Regions from separate parts of the Homo sapiens genome. Here region 2 is linked to region 1. A link is an interaction called in ENCODE POLR2A ChIA-PET data of the cell type or tissue named here. Cell type or tissue: PC-9. All regions are shown on one strand. Each heading gives the region's core, and the rest is flanking DNA. Links, peaks and the distances in the headings are about the cores only. Region 1 holds the start of LOC105377035 (a long non-coding RNA gene). Region 2 holds the start of MYD88 (MYD88 innate immune signal transduction adaptor).

Evidence for each region. ChIA-PET counts read pairs that join two places held together with the same protein. Peaks named below come from ENCODE experiments on the same cell type or tissue, not always from the same donor. Only the 100,000 strongest peaks of a DNase experiment are listed, where the experiment ranks them.
Region 2: POLR2A ChIA-PET joins it to region 1 with 6 read pairs; 1 of 35 experiments calls an interaction of 5 or more read pairs at or near these places.

The regions. Positions count from the first base shown.
Region 1 is chr3:39,173,295-39,181,899 of GRCh38, reverse strand. LOC105377035 (a long non-coding RNA gene) reads right to left here and starts at 4,151. Exons shown (of 2, transcript XR_940740.3): 1 at 3,972-4,151; 2 at 379-688. It overlaps LOC101928263 (a long non-coding RNA gene), which reads right to left. Exons shown (of 3, transcript XR_245209.4): 3 at 7,649-8,605. RefSeq lists a silencer at 603-1,012. In PC-9, for the core only: no CTCF peak of the experiment used is centred there; DNase peaks (open chromatin) are centred at 3,959 and 4,409; H3K4me3 peaks cover 1,547 bases; H3K27ac peaks cover 971 bases.
Region 2 is chr3:38,138,567-38,147,171 of GRCh38, reverse strand. It overlaps MYD88 (MYD88 innate immune signal transduction adaptor), which reads right to left and starts at 8,511. Exons shown (of 5, transcript NM_002468.5): 1 at 8,144-8,511; 2 at 7,174-7,308; 3 at 6,604-6,784; 4 at 6,324-6,415; 5 at 4,150-6,040. The coding sequence starts at 8,471. The coding sequence ends at 5,886. RefSeq lists enhancers at 3,242-3,301, 7,788-7,917, 8,418-8,605, 7,987-8,605. In PC-9, for the core only: no CTCF peak of the experiment used is centred there; a DNase peak (open chromatin) is centred at 5,101; H3K27ac peaks cover 809 bases.

The DNA.
Region 1 (8,605 bases), core at 3,148-5,647:
GGCACAGCTATATTACCTACTATTGTGAAGATTAAGTGAATTAACCCATTTATGCCTGAGGTCGCAATTTTTTGAATTTTTGTAATCAGACCTTGGCAATGACCTTGAGCAGTCGCATAAATAACTCCCACATGCTTAGCGTTCCAATAATGGAACACTAGGCAGTATAAAGTGCTTGAAGCTATGCCTGGCATCTGGAACTCCAAGACACTCACTTTTAGTATTATTGTAATTTTAAAAAAATATATATCTTCTTTCTTACCTCCAGGGGGGTCACTGTCTCATTCATCTTGGTACGTCTTTACCACAAGTGCCTAGAGGGCACTCCATAAATGTCAAATAAATGAATGCATAAAGAATGAAATGATTGAGTAAATCTGCCGATTCATCCAAGTAACTTTTATTGAGCACCTCATTCATGCCAGGTTCTGTTCAGAGTGCTGAGAACAGAGATGAACAAGGCAGAATTTGTGCCTCAGTTTATGGAACTTAGGTTTCAAGAGGGAAGGCAATATAGGTAGAAGCAGACAAGATAATTTTAGAGGGGAGAAATACTGTGAAGGAAATAAAAAACAAAGTCCAAGAGAAAAGGTTAGCAGTTCCTTCAACTTGGGTGGTCAGGGAAGGCATCTCAGCGGAGGTGACCCGAATGACAGAAGAGCCAGTCCGATTGGTTGGAGGTGGCGGCCTAGGGGGAAGAGTGGGGAGAGGTGACTGGGCCGGTGGTGCGCGCCGGCGGCGGCGTGCACAGAGGAGAGAAGCGGCTTCTCGGCGAGGCCCCTCCCGGTGCCCTGCACACCTGCGGCCACGCGTGCCGCCGAGGAGGGGCGGGGGCGGGCGGGGCTGAAGGCGCACCCCGCGGGAGGCGGAGCGCGTGGCGACCAGACCCCGCCCCCGGAGCCCGCAGGGCGTGTTCCCACCGGCCGTCGCCAAGGTGACGATGAGGACTAAGGGGCCGCCGAGTTCAGAACGTTCGGGCGGCGGCGGCTGTTGCTGGGAGACGCCCGGCAGGCGTGCAGCCAGGGACTGGCTCTGCACTGCAGACGCCGGGCGCCAGGACGCGCCGTCCTGGCCAGCCCTCTCGCTGAGGCTCCCTTCGGATTCCAGACGGATACAGGGTTCCTGTCCTCACCCACGTCTAGATCCTGCCCGGGACCTGCAGGACTGGGCGCCTCCTCCCTCCCTGGTGCTCTCTGTCATTGCCTCTGTGTCCGGAATTTGTCCACCAGTCCCCATCTTCACCGCCATCACCATGTCTCAGGCCACCGTCCATCCTCCCTTCCCTGGGGGATTAGGCACTGCCATAGCCTCCCCAATGGTCCTCCTCCCTTTGCCCTGTGTGTCCTTACGCTCTGTCCTCCACCAGGCAGCCAGAACTCTTACTAAGAATTGACCAGATCCAGTCACTCCTGCATAATACCCTCCACCGGCTCCCCAGCTCACTCAGTCTTAAATCCAAACTCCTCTCAGTGACCTGTAGGACCAGAATGACTTGCCTCTCTGCCTTCTTCTCCACCTTCGTTGGCCCCACTCTCCTCCTCACCCACATCACCCTAGTCACACTGTCTTTCTTGCTCTTCTCAGAACATACCAAGCTGATTTCTGCCTCCAGACCTTTGTACTTGATGAACCCTCTGGCTGAAAGTCTCTTCTCCCAGAGGGTTAGCGGTTGAGCTCCTTCTCACTCAGGTCTCAGTTCCAATGTCTCTCCAGAAAGGCCTTTCCTGATCAGTCCTCCCCCCTTCCCCCATCTAAAGAGGCCCTTATTTTCATGCTGTTTTATGTTTTCCCATATTTCCCTCTCACAATATGAAATTATCTTGCTCACTTATTCACTTGTTTCTTAGTGTTCTAGATAGTATTTCTGCATAGCAAACCACCCCAAACAGGAATTTGGACAGAGCACAGTGGGCATGGCTTGTTTCTGTGCCACAATGTTTGGGACATCAGCAGGGATGTCAACCAGAACACACATGTGTGGCCTTTCCATGTGGCCTGGGCTTCCTCACAACATGGCAATCTCTGGGTTGTCGAACTTCCTAAGTTGTAGCTCCAAAGACATGTCCCATCTAACAAGGCAGAAGCTATATCACCTCTTATGATCTAGTCTCAGAAGTCATGAAAAATCACATCTGTAACCAACATGCCGTTGGTTACAAGTGAGTCACAAGTCTGCCCAGATTGAAAGGAAGGGGGTATTGGACATCACCTTTTGGTAGGGAAGAGGCAAAATTCTAGAACATGCATACATCTTTGGAAAGTGACATCTCCACAGTCAGTCTTCCCCCCACTGAAGTAGCATCTCCATGAAGAACCACGTCTTATTTGATTTTTATTGCATCCCCAGTGCTAGAATGGTACCAGAACACATAGTAAGTGCTAGATTCGTGTTTTAGAGTGAATACATGAAGGATTATCTTTCAAGGAGTCATTCAGACCCAGCTCTTCTCCCTGTAAGTGTATTTCCTGTCCCAGCCCTTGCTTTTGGCCTGATCTGCTCTGGAGAAAGCCCAGTGTTTGTATTGGAGGGTGGGAGTCAAGCCTATTATGGGGGTGGGGATGCGCACATAAAAACAGTTATTGGGGATTAAGAAGTAGGTAGCCAATGAGTTTATGGGGCAGTTTTCTACTGAAAGGGTATTGAAAACCTAGTCTGCTTTTCCCCATTCTTTATTCTGGAAATGTCCAAGTGAGGTGGTTTTGTCCTCCAGGCCATAGTGAGCAGGAAAGTGTCCCAACTTGCAGGGTCTGGGCAAGAGGTGGCCCTGAAGCTGCCCACAAGCCTGTGAAGTTACTCGAAGTCTCCTTGCTTTGTTATTTGTGAAAGACCTTCCATTTGATCTTCCCAAAGTCCTGGTGCACATACACGTTCTCCTCCCGTCTTCCTATTTTCCAAGAGGGGTAGCAGCATCTGCCATTCACCCAAGCCAGAGAAGATAGCCCAGGCTTCTCTCTGCATTACTGCCTCATATCAGTGGGCTTCGGCTTCCCAAGTATGTCTTCCCCTTGCCCCCTGCTTCATTTCCACATTGATTTGTGAGCTCCAACATGTGACTACCATAGCAACAGCCTCCTCATTTCTCTCCCCACCACCAGTGCCACCCCCAAACCATCAGTCCTCCAATCCAGCCTTGCAGCAGTTTCTCACCACCTCTGTCGCCTTAAAATCCACACTTCTTAGGTCATTCAAGGCCCTTCCTGTGCAGCTGTTCCTGTGTTTATGGCCTCCTCCAGGAGGGGAGAATTCTATCCTCTAGGTCCTTTCATGTTCTTTCCAGGCTGTGTCACATCGCTCTGATTTTACCCAGGGCCAACTCACCCATCCGGCACAGGGGGCAACACTGCCTAGGGTCCACAATCCTTTTAGAAGCTCATGAAAATGTTTAACTCATTTTACTATCAGAAGGGAAAAACAAACTTTCAGGCCGAAGAAATTGTTTGAATATATAACATTAACATATTCGGCTTTATACCACCACAGTCGTAAAATATACTTTTAAATATTTTTTTATGGAAAAGGAGCCCATTAAGGCAAAGGTACTTAGGGCCCACAAAAATCATAATGGGGTTCTGGTTTTGGTTATGCTGTCCTTCCCCCCAGCCTGTGGCAGAGCTGCCTAGTTAGATGCCCAGCTAACTTCCGAAGAAAACTCTAGCAGAGGCTTTGCCTGGGAACCCTCAGGAACCACTCCCTGGTCCCAAATCAGGAGCTATGAGGACTGAGGTCCGTGTCCCCAACCCCCACCTGCGTCCCGGAAGGCAGGCACGGGGGTGCCCTGCTGCGGGCCAAGGGGGCGGTACTCGGGTCTCGCTGGCTGCAGCTCGCCCGCCCGCCCTGCCAGCTCCACCCGACCTAATCGGAAAAAGGAAGCTGGCCCTGAGCTGTTCTCTCTCTTCTTCCTCAAAAGCTCCGCCCACCACCCCCTTCCCACCCCCTTCCCACCCCGCGCCTCCCCAGTTACGTTTCTTACGAAAAAGTGCTGCTGAGAATTCCCAGAAAGTCCCGGATATGAAGTCACTCGCGTGAGGTCACCGAGCCTGGTTCCAAGAATCAGAAGCTTGTGGGGGAGAAAGGAAAGCGCAGAAAAAGAAGGAGCAGTGATCGGAGTTGTGGGTGCTGTCGCGGCCAGGGGCGGGAGGCGGGAGGCGGGAAGGGCCCCGCCCCCTCCCCCCTCCGCCCCCTCCCCCCCCCGCCCCCGCTAGATCGGCAGGGTCCCAGGCGTCTCCAATCAGGCCTTGGCCGGTGTGACCCCTGGAAAAGTTCCAAAGGAAACTAGGCTTCACTACCATATTAGAGAAATGCCGACTGAACACAGAAATACCGATCCTTATTGACCAAGATCAAAAAGTCTGATACTGCATGGTGTTGGAGCAGATGGGGAAACAGCAGTGTTTATCCACTGTTGTCAGGGAGAGAGAACTGGCCGGGTCTGCCAGTTTGGAGAACAACTTGGAAATATGATCAGAATTTTAAATGAGCATACCTTTTGACCTAACAATCGCACATCTAGGAACTTATCCTACTGAGAAATACAAGGATAAATGCTTAAGAGAGTTTTCAGCAGCATCATTTGAAATACTGAAGGTTAGAACCCACCTAGATGTCCATCATAGGAAACTAGTCTAAAAAATGCCATGGTACATCCGTACTCTGGAATACTATGTGCTGTGAAAAAGAATGAGGCAGCTGTTTATGAGCCAGCTCTGTGTTCCCCATTACGGTCTTTTTTGTGTATGTGTGTGACAGGGTCTTATTCTGTCTCCTGGGCTGCAGTGCAGTGGTGCAGTCATGGCTCACTTAAGTGATCCTCCCACCTCAGCCTGCCAAGTAGCTGGGACCACCGGTGCACGCCACCATGGCTGGATAATATTTTTCAATTTTTTGTAGAGATGGGGGTCTCACTATGTTGCCCAAGCAGGTCTTAAACTCCTGGGCTCAAGAGATCCACCCCCCTCAGCCTCCCAAAGTGCTGGGATTACAGGCGTGAGTCACCACACCTGGTCTGGTCATTTCTTAAAGGTATATATTCATTCAACAGACATGTTTTGAGCACCTACAAAGTGCACGGCACATTGCAGATACTGGCAATAAAACAGAGGACAAAACAGCTTATGGGGATGGGGGAAAACCAATAAAATGCATCAAGTGGTGATAAGTGCTTTGGAGGAGACTCACTCAGAGCAAGGGGTACAGAAAATGTCAGGGTTGTGCTATGTTAGATTGGGTGGTCAGGGAAGGCCTCTGGGACAAGTTGACTTGGGAGCAGAGACCAGAATGATGGGAGAGAATGTCACCTATCTGCCCGGTGTAGGGCCTAGCCTGTGCCCAGGATTTTACTTGGACATAAAGACCAGCCAGGAGGCCAGCAAAGCTGAAGAGGAGCGGGCAGGGTCACAGTGGTAGGAGGAACAGTAGTGAAAGAGAGGAGGAGGAGGGTCAGGTAGGACTTCCTAGGCTTTTGTGAGGATTTTGGCTTTCATAGCCATTGGAGGGTCTTGCACAAAGAAGTGACATGACTCGACTTAGGTTTTAAAGGATCCCTCTGGCTGCTGAGTGGAGACTACTACAGAGGGGCAAGGGTAGAATCTGAGAGCCCAGGAAGGAGGCTGCTGCAACCATGGGAGATACAGCAGGGCTGGACCAGGGTGGTAGGAGATGTCACGCAGTGATCTGCTTCCGGGTACATTCTGATAGTAGAGCTGATAGGATTTGCTGATAGCCCCAGATGTAAGTATGAGAGAAAGAGGAGTGTGTAACTATAAGCATGGAGTTATCTTTCATCAGGAGAGGGAAGCTGGTGGGAGGAGCAAGATTTTGGGGGACCGGGGTGAAGAATCAGTCTGAACTCACATGGGTTGGGAATTCAGGAGTGATGGAAACATGAGAGCTGTTTGGAATTTGTAGCAGAGAGGGTCCTAGGGAGAGACAGCTGGCACCCTGGAATTGGGAAATTTGAGGAGGGTTTAATAAAAGGAGCCTTTAGAAAAGAGTAGCAGGATGTAGAGAAACCAGGAGGGCAGTGTAGGCCCCCAGGGCTAGTAACAGTGGGGCCTTAACCATCCATAGTTCTGAAGGAGTGAGAAGAGGGAGTTGCTGGAACCTGGGGACAAAGATAGCTAAAAGATAGCTGAGTGGAGAAGACAACATCTAAACTCATGTGATTTCATCCAAGGAAGGGGATTTATCTTTTTTTTTTTTTTTTTTTTTTTTTGAGATGGAGTCTTGCTCTGTCACCCAGGCTGGGGGGGTGCAGTGGCACAATCTTGGCTCACTGCAACCTCCGCCTCCCAGGTTCAAGTGATTCTCCTGCCTCAGCCTCCCGAGTAGCTGGGATTACAGGTGTGCGCCACCACACCTGGCTAACTTTTGTATTTTTAGTAGAGACAGCATTTCACCATGTTGGCTAGGCTGGTCTCGAACTCCTGACCTCAGGTGATCCACCCGCCTTGGCCTCCCAAAGTGCTGGGATTACAGGTGTGAGTCACCACACCAGCCTGGGATTTATCTTTTAATAGACAAGTTTGTATGTTGCCAACTGACAGGAGCTGAGGCCTTTGGTGGAAAAATGCAGCCAGTCCATGGCAACCCTACAGGGAGAACAAATATCCTGACCTCACTCTCCACCCCTCCTCCAAAGGCTGTGGGAAGCCAGAGAGCAAGAGAGCCCATGGATGCAGCACATATGGGTCAGTCCCCAGCCCAGAGCAGGGAGGAGAAGGATTGCAAGCGGGTCTGGAGTGGCGCATGGAGGCCAGGGACGCAGGAGCCAGCAGTGAAGGTGATCCGCAAAGCCATAAGGCTGGAGAAGGGATCTCTTAGGAAGTGAGGCAGATAGAAAAGTGGACCCAGTTCACTGTCCTGGGGCCCTCCAATATTTAGAGATTGAGAGATAAAATAGAGCCAGGAAAGGAACCGCCAAAGGAGCAGTCAGTAAGACAGGAGAACAGAGAGCTGTGCCTGAGGCCAAGGGAAGCAAGTGTGTCTAGGAAGGGGAAGGGAGGCAGGGCTGAGATGAAGACTCCAGAGAGGTCTAGTAGGATGAGGGTGTGTGTGTCTGTAAATAATGTACATAGCATATTTCTGGAAAGCAACAAAAACTCTTTTTAAAAATTTTTATTTTTATTTTTATTTTTTTTGAGACGGAGTCTCTGTCACCCAGGCTGGAGTGCAGTGGCGTGATCTCGGCTACTGCAAGCTCTGCCTCCTGGGTTCACGCCATTCTCCTGCCTCACCCTCCCTAGTAGCTGGGACTACAGGTGCCCACCACCATGCCCAGCTAATTTTTTGTATTTTTAGTAGAGACAGGGTTTCACCGTGTTAGCCAGGATGGTCTCGATCTCCTGACCTCGTGATCCGCCCGCCTCGGCCTCCCAAATTGCTAGGATTACAGGCGTGAGCCACCGCGCCCGGCCCACAGTTTTTTTTAATCAGTTGAAAGACAGGCTTGGAAAAAAACAAACATCCCCATCAAAAAGTGGGCAAAGGACATGAACAGGCATTTTTCAAAAGAAGACAAACATGTGGCCAACAAGTATATTAAAAAAACCTCAATAGCACTGATCATTAAAGAAATGCAAACCAAAACCACAATGAGATACCATCTCACGCCAGTCAGAATGGTGATTATTAAAAGATCAAAAAATAACAGATGCTGGTGAGGTTGCGGAGAAAAGGGAATGCTTAACACTGTTGGTGGGAGTGTAAATTACTTCTGCCATTGTGGAAAGCGGTGTGCCAATTCCTCAAAGACATAAAAACAGAGGTACCATTCAACCCACCAATCCCATTACTGGGTATATATCCAAAAGAATATAAATCATTCTATCATAAAGACATATGCATGCCTATGTTCATTGCAGCACTATTCACAATAGCAAAAACGTGGAATCAACCTAAATGCCCATCAGTGACAGACAGAATAAAGAAAATGTGATACATATGCACCATGGAATACTATGCAGCCATAAAAAAGAATGAGATCATGCCCTTTGCAGGAACATGGATGAAGCTGGAGGCTATTATCCTTAGCAAACTAATGCAAGAACAGAAAACCAAATACCACATGTTCTCAGTTTGGAGTTTGAGACCAGCTAAATGATGGACATGGACACACAGAGGAGAACAGACACTGGGGCCTACTTGAGGGTGAAGGGTGGAAGGAAGGAGGGAATCAGGAAAAACAACTAGTGGATACTAAGCTTAGTACGTGGATGATGAAATAATCTGTACACCAAACCCCTGTGACACAAGGTAATAAACCTGCACATGGACTCCTGACCCTAAAATAAAAGTTAAAAAAAAAAAAAAACAAGAAAGGCAGCCTTGGGGGTAACCCTGGGATTTGAGAAAGAGAGCTGATAGAGTCTGGGATGGGCAAGGCTGAGAAGAGAATGGCTGGAAGCATCTTCTCCATGTGTCAGTCCAGCCAATGGCTTTAGGAGCAGTGACCTCTGACATCTGGTTTAAATTATGTCCTGCTATGTGCTTCATGACTTGCCCCTCACTCCACTCCTTCCAACTCAAGACTTCAAGAAAGCTTAATTCATCACATCTTAGTATCTTTTCAATAATTTTACATGTCATGCTTTAAGTATTTTCAGTCTT
Region 2 (8,605 bases), core at 3,554-6,053, 1.0 Mb after region 1:
TAAGGCATCATTTCTCTCTGGCTGCTTGCAATATTTGTTTCTTTGTCTTTAATTCTCAGAGGTTAGACTATGATGTACCTTGGTGTGGATTTCTTGGGGTTTATAATGGTTGGGGTTTGCTCACCTTATCAGCTCTATAGGTTTATGGGTTGTTTTTTTTTCCATATTGGGCAAATTTTCAACCATATTTATTTGTATACCCTTTTAGCTCCAACTTATTTTTCCTCTCCTTTTGGGACTCTGATGACATACATGTTAGACTTTTTTTGTTGTCCCACAAATTCCTGAGACTTAATTTTTTTCCAGTCTATTTTCTGTCTTTTGTTCAGATTGGGTGGTTCCTATTGGTTTGTCTTCAAGTTCACTGATTCTTTGCTATCGACATCTTACAACAGAACCCATCCAGTAAGTTTTTTCTTTTTTTTTTTTCAGTGCTAACGTTTCAATTTAATTGTTTATATCTTCTATTTCTTTTCTGAAACTTAAAAAAATTTGTTTCAAGCATGTTTACAATTACTTATTGAAGCATTTTTATACTGGCTGCTTTAAAGTTCTTGTCAGAAAATTTTGACATCTGTGTCATTTTGGTGTTAGCATCTGTTGGTTGTCTTTTCTTGCTCAAGTTGAGATTTCCCTAGTTCTTGGTATGATGACTGATTTTCAACCTTAGACATTTTGGATGCTATGTAATGAGGCTGGATCTCATTTGGATCTTCTGTTTTAGTTAGCCTTCTTTGACATCAAAACAATGCTGTCTGGTGGAGGTAGAAGTGCAGGTTACTCTATTGACATCCCAGGGTAGAGGTGAGGGAGAACAAGGGAGAGAGTGCCTAGTTACTGCTGGGTCAGGATGAGAGTTCAGGCTGCCCACTAAGTCTCCCCTGATACCACCTTGGCTGGGAGGGAGAAGGATGCCTTGTTACTACTCCCCATCTGGCCTCCACTGACATGATAGAGGACATTACTGCTGGGCAGTGGTGAAAGTCTTGACTCTCTACTAGACCCACTCTGACACCCAAGAAGGTGGGAGTGGAAATTTAGATTCCCCATTTTGCCTTTGCTGGCAGGGTGTAGGTAATACTACAATTTTTTCTATGGTTTAGCTGGAGTGGTTATTGTCTACAAACTTTCTTTCTTGCAAGACTGTCCCTTTCTGGTCGTTTGGCTAGTAAAAGCAGGTTTTCCTTTTTTTTTTTTCTTTTTTTTCCTTTACCTGTACTCATTAGTTTATAGGTTTCTGCCTTCTCCATACTCAGTCTGAGATCCATTAGGCATAGGCAAAAAGAAAACCCTAGGCTAGTGCCATGTCATTCCATAGGTCCTGAGGTCCCTAACCATTCTATCTTCTTCTCTCCACCTTTCAGAGTCTCCTTATATTTGTGTTTTATATAATGTCCAGGGTGTTTTGCCTGTATTTAGCAGAGGGAATAAGGAGAAGTGTTTTTACTCTATATTGTCTCAGAACCAGACATCCCCAAGGGCATTTAAAACATTTATTCTGTATCATCTGGCAAATAGCAGCCAGTGGGGACAATGTTCCCCTAAATTGATGGTGCGGCCCCTCATCTTCCACCCTTACCAGCCCAGTGTTCTGCTGTGTGAATTTTTTTTTTTTTTTGAGACAGAGTCTTGCTCTGTTAGCGCAATGGCATGATCTCAGCTCACTGAAACCTCAACCTTCCGGGTTCAAGCGATTCTCCTGCCTCAGCTACCCAAGTAGCTGGGATTACAGGAATGCACCACCATGCCTGGCTAATTTTTGTATTTTTTGTAGAGACAGGGTTTCACCATGTGTGCCAGGCTGGTCTTGAACTCCTGACCTCAAATGATCCACCCGCCTCAGCCTCCCAAAGTGCTGGGATTACAGGCATGAGCCGCTGTGCCCAGCCTGTCTTATTTCACTTAGCATAATATCATCAAAGTTATTTGATGTTGCAGCATATGTCAGAATGTCTTTCATTTTTAAAGCTAAGTAATAATCTTTTGTACATATATACCACATTTCATTTACCCATTCATCTGTTGATAGATGTTGGCTTGGTTATACCTTTTGTCTATTGTGAATAATGCTGCTACAAACATGGATATACAAACATGTCTTCAAGACCCTGCTTTCAATTCTTTGGGGTATATACTCCCAAGTGGAATTGCTGGGTCATATGGTAATTCTGTTTGTAATTTTTTGAGGAATTGCCATACTGTTTACTATAGCAGCTATGCCATTTTATATTCCCATCAAAAGTGATCAAAGGTTCCGATTTGTCCACATCTTCAATGTTTGTTATATATATATATATATATATATATATATATTTTTTTTTTTTTTTTTTTTTTTTTTTGATAGTAGCCATCCTAATGGGTATGAAGTGGTATCTGTCTCATGGTGGTTCTGATTTGCTTTCCCTAATTAGTGATATTGAGCATATTTTTATGTGCTTATTGGCCATTTGTATTTTTTTTCTTTTTGTTTGTTTCTTTTTTTTCTTAGATGGGGTCTCGCTCTGTTGCCCAAGCTAGAGTGCAGTGGTGCAATCTTGGCTTGCGGCAACCTTCGTCTCCTAGGCGATCTTCCCACCTCAGCCTCCCGAGTGGCTGGGACTACAGGTGCATGCCACTACGCCTGGCTAATTTTTGTATTTTTTTTTAGAGACAGGGTTTTGCCATGTAGTCCAGGCTGGTCTCCAACTCCTGGGCTCAAGCAATCCACCCGCCTCAGCCTCCCAAAGTGCTGAGATTACAAATGTGAGCCACCACACCTGTCCCTCATTTGTATATCTTCTTTGGAGAAACTTCTGCCCAAGTCTTTTGCCCATTTTTGAGTTAGGTTGCTTGTTTCTTTTGTTGTTGATTTCTAAGAGTTTTTTTTTTTATACATTCCAGATATTAACCCCTTATCAGATATATGACTCAATATTGTCTTTTTACAATTGCTCTGTTTGAGCCAGAATCCAACAAAGTTATACTATATCAGTATATTTGATCGTTATGACCCAAGTCTTATCTAATCTAAAGGAAATCCCTCTCCCCAATTCTCTCCCTGGTCATTGACTTGTGGCGGAATCCATCTCCATCGTCACACAGAATCGTAGTTTTGAATTTCAACTATGCTGCTGCCCTCCAAAGTTTCCTGCTTTGCCTTTGATAATTTCAGCGTAAATTTTCCTTATTGAAAAAGGAAAGTTTCTCTTTTAAATGCTCGTAGAGGACTAAAACTGAAAATGAGAAGAGGAAGCTTTATCTACATTTGGGAACACAGCTAATGGGAAGGAAGGCACTGGAGACAGGCAGGTGTGAGGAGTGTGAGGGTCAGATAGGGGTGGGGAGAGCACATTTGGGTCAACAGCCTGGCCTAAGAGAAGAGAGGCTTTTCCCAAGAGGGGACCAGCCCAGGACTGTCTTCCCAGCCATGGGCAGCACATGGCAGATCCTGGGGGCACCGCCAGGGCCACACTGTGGCTCTGCTCCCCAGGGGATGCTGGAGAGAAAGACTCGGCCTCAGGGGTTCTCTGAGTACACAGGGCCTTCCCAGGAGTCCCTGAGGGCACAGGGGCAAGGCTGGGGAGGCTACAGCATCCAGGTGGCTCAGGAGCCAGGACGTGGCAGCAGATAGACCATTGAGAAAAAAGCTACTGTCACTGACAATGTCTGAGCACTCTAAAATGTCACTAGAGTTCTCTCTGGAATTATGATGTGTGAGTTTTTTTCTTTATCTTTTCCAAATTTTCTTCAACAGTGAAAAAGCAATATTTTCTTTAAAAATAGATCAGTACCTTTAGGATTAACATAGATGTGCCCAAAGAAGATTATTAGGAGTAACAATGCAGTGCTCAGGGGCTGGAGTTGGGGGGTCCTCCAGACTCTCTTTGGAGCATAGATCAGCCCCTACTCCAAGACTGGACCAGGACCCAGGAGCATGGCACAACCAAGAAAAGATTGGACATGGCCAGAGAAGGGCAGTCTCCTGAGTGTCTGTAGCTGAGGTCAGTATTCCTGGTTCTGCCTGCAGCCCTGCTTAGGACTGAACCTGTGAGGAGGGGGCCCAGCTTTCAGGAAGCCCGTGCCAAATCCAGGCTGGAACCCACCCAGTGGACCAGCTTCTCTTACCCACATTACTGCTTCCAAACCTCTTCCACTCAACACACACACAAGTTTCCAAGGTAGAATATTATTTATTATTATAAACTCAGGATGCAAGATATATTCCAGGATATAGGAAGAATGGCAAATATCGGCTTTTCTCAGATATCTTTGAAATTATTTTAATGCGTACAAAACATGTAGAAGATGCCTCTTGAGATGGCTTTAAAATGCCCAGTATTAAAGGGGGACAGGTGCATGGCAGCTAAATGCCTCAACAAGATCATGCAGAGAGGGGCATCCATTCCCTCCCAAGATCCTAAGAAAAGGTACCTTGCTCCAGCCTGGCTGAAAGTGGAGCAAAGATATGCATTTTCTATTGGATTTAGGGTCCTAGGGTCTGTCCTGGGGCACAGACACCTAAGACCATGGCACCTTCTCCCCAGAGGACAGCCTGAGGGTAAAGTATAAATTGCTCTGGGAAGGAGAGAGGGAGAGAACAGCTGTGTCTGCAGTTCATTGTTGTGTGAGTTTAAGCAGCTCTCTTCCTCTCTCTGTGCTTCATTAGAGGTATAAATACTGGTACATTGGGTCCTTTCCAGAGTTTGGTTTCAATGAGTAGGGACACAAGAGAAAAGGAATAGATGAGTGCCCAATTTTTGTTCAGGGACATGGTTAGGCTCCCTCAGTGATGGGACTTTCCCACCTAGCTGTTCCTGGGAGCTGTACCTAGAAAAACGTGTGTATGCTGGTGCCTGTGTGTGTGAGAGTACATGTCTGTACATATATGTGTGTGTCTGTATGTGAGTCTGTATGTGCCCATGTGCCCACAAGCTTTGGGGCAGGAGGCTTTTATATGGTCGCTGTTTGTAAACAAATAACTTTGTAAGGCAATCAAGGTACAAAGTTGGTGGGAAAGCTCTCTGCAGGTGGCCCAGGGAGGAAGGCTCCCTGCTCACATCATTACAGTGACTCATCCCCAGAACTCATACTTGATGAATATGCCAGAGGCCAGGATCCCTTCTCATGCCAGGTGGAGCTGAGAGCATGACCACAGGCATCCTGACAGGTGGAAATGAAAAGCAGCCCAAGCTGCTCAGGCGAGTCTCTTGGGGACTTGTCACTGCTGAAGGTTGGGCAGAAGCTGGGAGGTGTGAAAGATGCAGATGAGAGGTGGACCCATTAGGAAATAAGGCTCAAGGTGGGGTCTCCTTGGGCTGGGCCAAACTGCTTCCCCACCTGCCCTGTGGGGAAGGAGGAAGTGGAATGGGCGGTGTGCAGAGGCACTGAAGCATCAGTAGGCATCACTGTGGAAGAAGCTGCCCCAGCAGTGTCGTGGTCACAGCAGTGGCCAGCATGTAGTCCAGCAACAGCCAGCTCTCCCGCAGCCAAGCCTGGTCTCCCCCAGGAGACCCAGAGCTATGCTTCACCATTTCCTACAGGGATTCAAACACAGCTACTCTCTGTTCTCCCCATCCCACTCCTCAAGTGAGGAAACTGAGGGTGAAGATGTGTGAATGGCTCAGAGCTGAGCTGGCTCTGCTGGTCCTTCTTAGTCTCAGCTGGTCCTGTTCTATAGTGTCCTGGCTGATAATCCAGCAAGTGGACATGCCACTCACAGCCACTGGTTCCATGCAGGACATGAAATGTGATGTCCAGCTGCTGCAGACGTGTCTGTGAAGTTGGCATCTCCAGGAATTGAGAGGTAAGTAGAGCACAGATTCCTCCTACAACGAAAGGAGGAGGCAGGGCAGAAGTACATGGACAGGCAGACAGATACACACACACCCAGGGCCTCAGAACAGTCTTCAGGGCAGGGACAAGGCCTTGGCAAGGCGAGTCCAGAACCAAGATTTGGTGCAGGGGTTGGTGTAGTCGCAGACAGTGATGAACCTCAGGATGCTGGGGAACTCTTTCTTCATTGCCTTGTACTTGATGGGGATCAGTCGCTTCTGATGGGCACCTGCAAGCCAAGGGGTGCCATGCTGGCATCAGGCCCTTGCCCCATGGTGGGACAAGCCCAGTCTTCAACCCCAGGGTTAACAACAGCCATCCCCCATCTAAGTACCCCTGGCACACATTCACTCACACAAAAAGGCACACACATGCACACATGCTCAGGTGTGCAGAGATCTTCAGCAGTTCTTTGGTACTGCATCCACAGTCCTTGGGGAGGGAAGGCTGACAATCCAGAGGCCCCACCTACACATTCCCTCATTCTCTTGCCAGAGCAGGGTTGAGCTTACCTGGAGAGAGGCTGAGTGCAAATTTGGTCTGGAAGTCACATTCCTTGCTCTGCAGGTAATCATCAGAGACAACCACCACCATCCGGCGGCACCTAGGGGAGAGTGGGCAGGCTGCAGGTCCTGTGGCAACTTAGTTCAGCATATCCCCTGGGAATAGCTTCAGGAAGGGCCCACTGTGCCCAGGCTGGACAGTGCACAGCTAGGAGGAGATGCCCAGTATCTGGACCCCAGGGCAGGGCTTCATGCATCCACGCACCCACCCCGTGGCCTTCTAGCCAACCTCTTTTCGATGAGCTCACTAGCAATAGACCAGACACAGGTGCCAGGCAGGACATCGCGGTCAGACACACACAACTTCAGTCGATAGTTTGTCTGTTCCAGTTGCCGGATCATCTCCTGCACAAACTGGATGTCGCTGGGGCAATAGCAGATGAAGGCATCGAAACGCTCAGGCATATGCCCTGGGTGCAGAGCACAAGGGTGGTGGTCAGAGCTCCATGGGAAGGCTTGGGAGGGATCCAGCCAAGAGTCCCCTGCCTAGGCAACCCTGGGCCCTGCACCCTTCCCAAGATGATACTCCTCAGAGAAAGTGCCCTTTCCAGGAGAGGAAAGATGAGTACCTCAGGGGCTAAGCTCTGGATTAACCACGAGACAGACATTATTTCATGAGCATCTCACAGCAATCCAGAGGTAGGACTATTATCTCCATTTCTTAGGTGAGGAAACTGAGGCTCAGAAAGATTAAGTGACTTGCCCAAGGTCTCACAGCCCATCTGCTTCAAACACCCATGCTCTTAACACCACAATGTCCTATTCCACCTGTCCCATGGGAACAGTATTGGACCCTTACCCAGGGGGTCATCAAGTGTGGTGATGCCCGCCAGCTCTGCTGTCCGTGGGACACTGCTGTCTACAGCGGCCACCTGTAAAGGCTTCTCAGCCTCCTCCTGCTGCTGCTTCAAGATATACTTTTGGCAATCCTCCTCTGTGGGGAAGAGACAGAGTAAAGCAGCCTCCCTGGGAGTGCCTACCTCTTTACCCACAGTCAGGATCCAGCCGCTGTCCCACCTCCTCTGGCTGGGTTGTTCTAGAGGGCTTCCCCAGTTCACTGGTGCCACGCGAAGCTCAACGGCTCTGAGAAGTTGAGCTCCCACTGGCTCTAACTGACCCAAAGGGATGTCAGTGGTGTTCTGGCTTTCTGGAAGGCCATCAAAGTCAGGTTTGTATCTCTGTCCCTTCCTAGGGATCCTAAGAATGGTACCAAGGTAGGTCTGCTTCTTCTGGGATCCAGGGCAGATGTGAGCAAGGGGCTGGGCATGCCAGAAAGGCTCAGGAGACCCACTGGTTATGGTGCAGTGATTCCAACTCAGCAAGGTGTGCCTGTCTGTGGGCGGCTGTATCCAACGCCTATGCATGTATATTATGTAAGTGCCAGTGAGTAGAAAGAAGGGCTGCATTTCCCCAGGACTTGAGGTTTCTAAGACAGTCCACTGTCAATCGCCCCACCTGTCCTGTTGCTCTACTTGAAACAGCCCAGATGCCCCCACAGAAGCCTGATTCTGACTCCTGGCCCTACCTGAAAGCCTCTGCCTAAGCTGCTTCCTTCCCATCTCCGCCTATCCGGACCTTTCTCCAGTCCTTCTTAATAACCGCGACCGGTTATTAAGAAGGAACGGGACCCGCATGGTTCTCCCTCTGCAGGCTTCTTCGGGCCCCCGAGGCAGGAAATGGGGTCTCTCCATGGGAGACAGGATGCTGAGGCCGCGGAAAGTCAGCCTCCTCACCCCCCAGGTACGAGGCCAGGAAGGGGACGTCCTCACCAATGCTGGGTCCCAGCTCCAGCAGCACGTCGTCGCGGCCCAGCTTGGTAAGCAGCTCGAGCAGTCGGCCTACAGAGGCGCCAGGGCGTCCCTGCCAGGCGTCCAGCAGCCTGCCAGTGGGGTCCGCTTGTGTCTCCAGTTGCCGGATCTCCAAGTACTCAAAGTCCATCTCCTCCGCCAGCGCGGTCCAGTCGGCCGCCACCTGTGTCCGCACGTTCAAGAACAGAGACAGGCGGCGCCGCACTCGCATGTTGAGAGCAGCCAGGGGAAGGGAGGATGTGGAGGAGACCGGGGCCGCAGACCCCGCGCCGGGACCTCCTGCAGCCATGGCGGGCGGTCCTGGAGCCTCAGCGCGGTCGGGTCGCATTGTCTGCCAGCGCTTCCTCTTTCTCCTGCGGCACCCGCCCCGCCCCGCCGGCTTTCGCTTTCCGAGAAGCGCCGCCCTGCCCTACAATCTGGAGC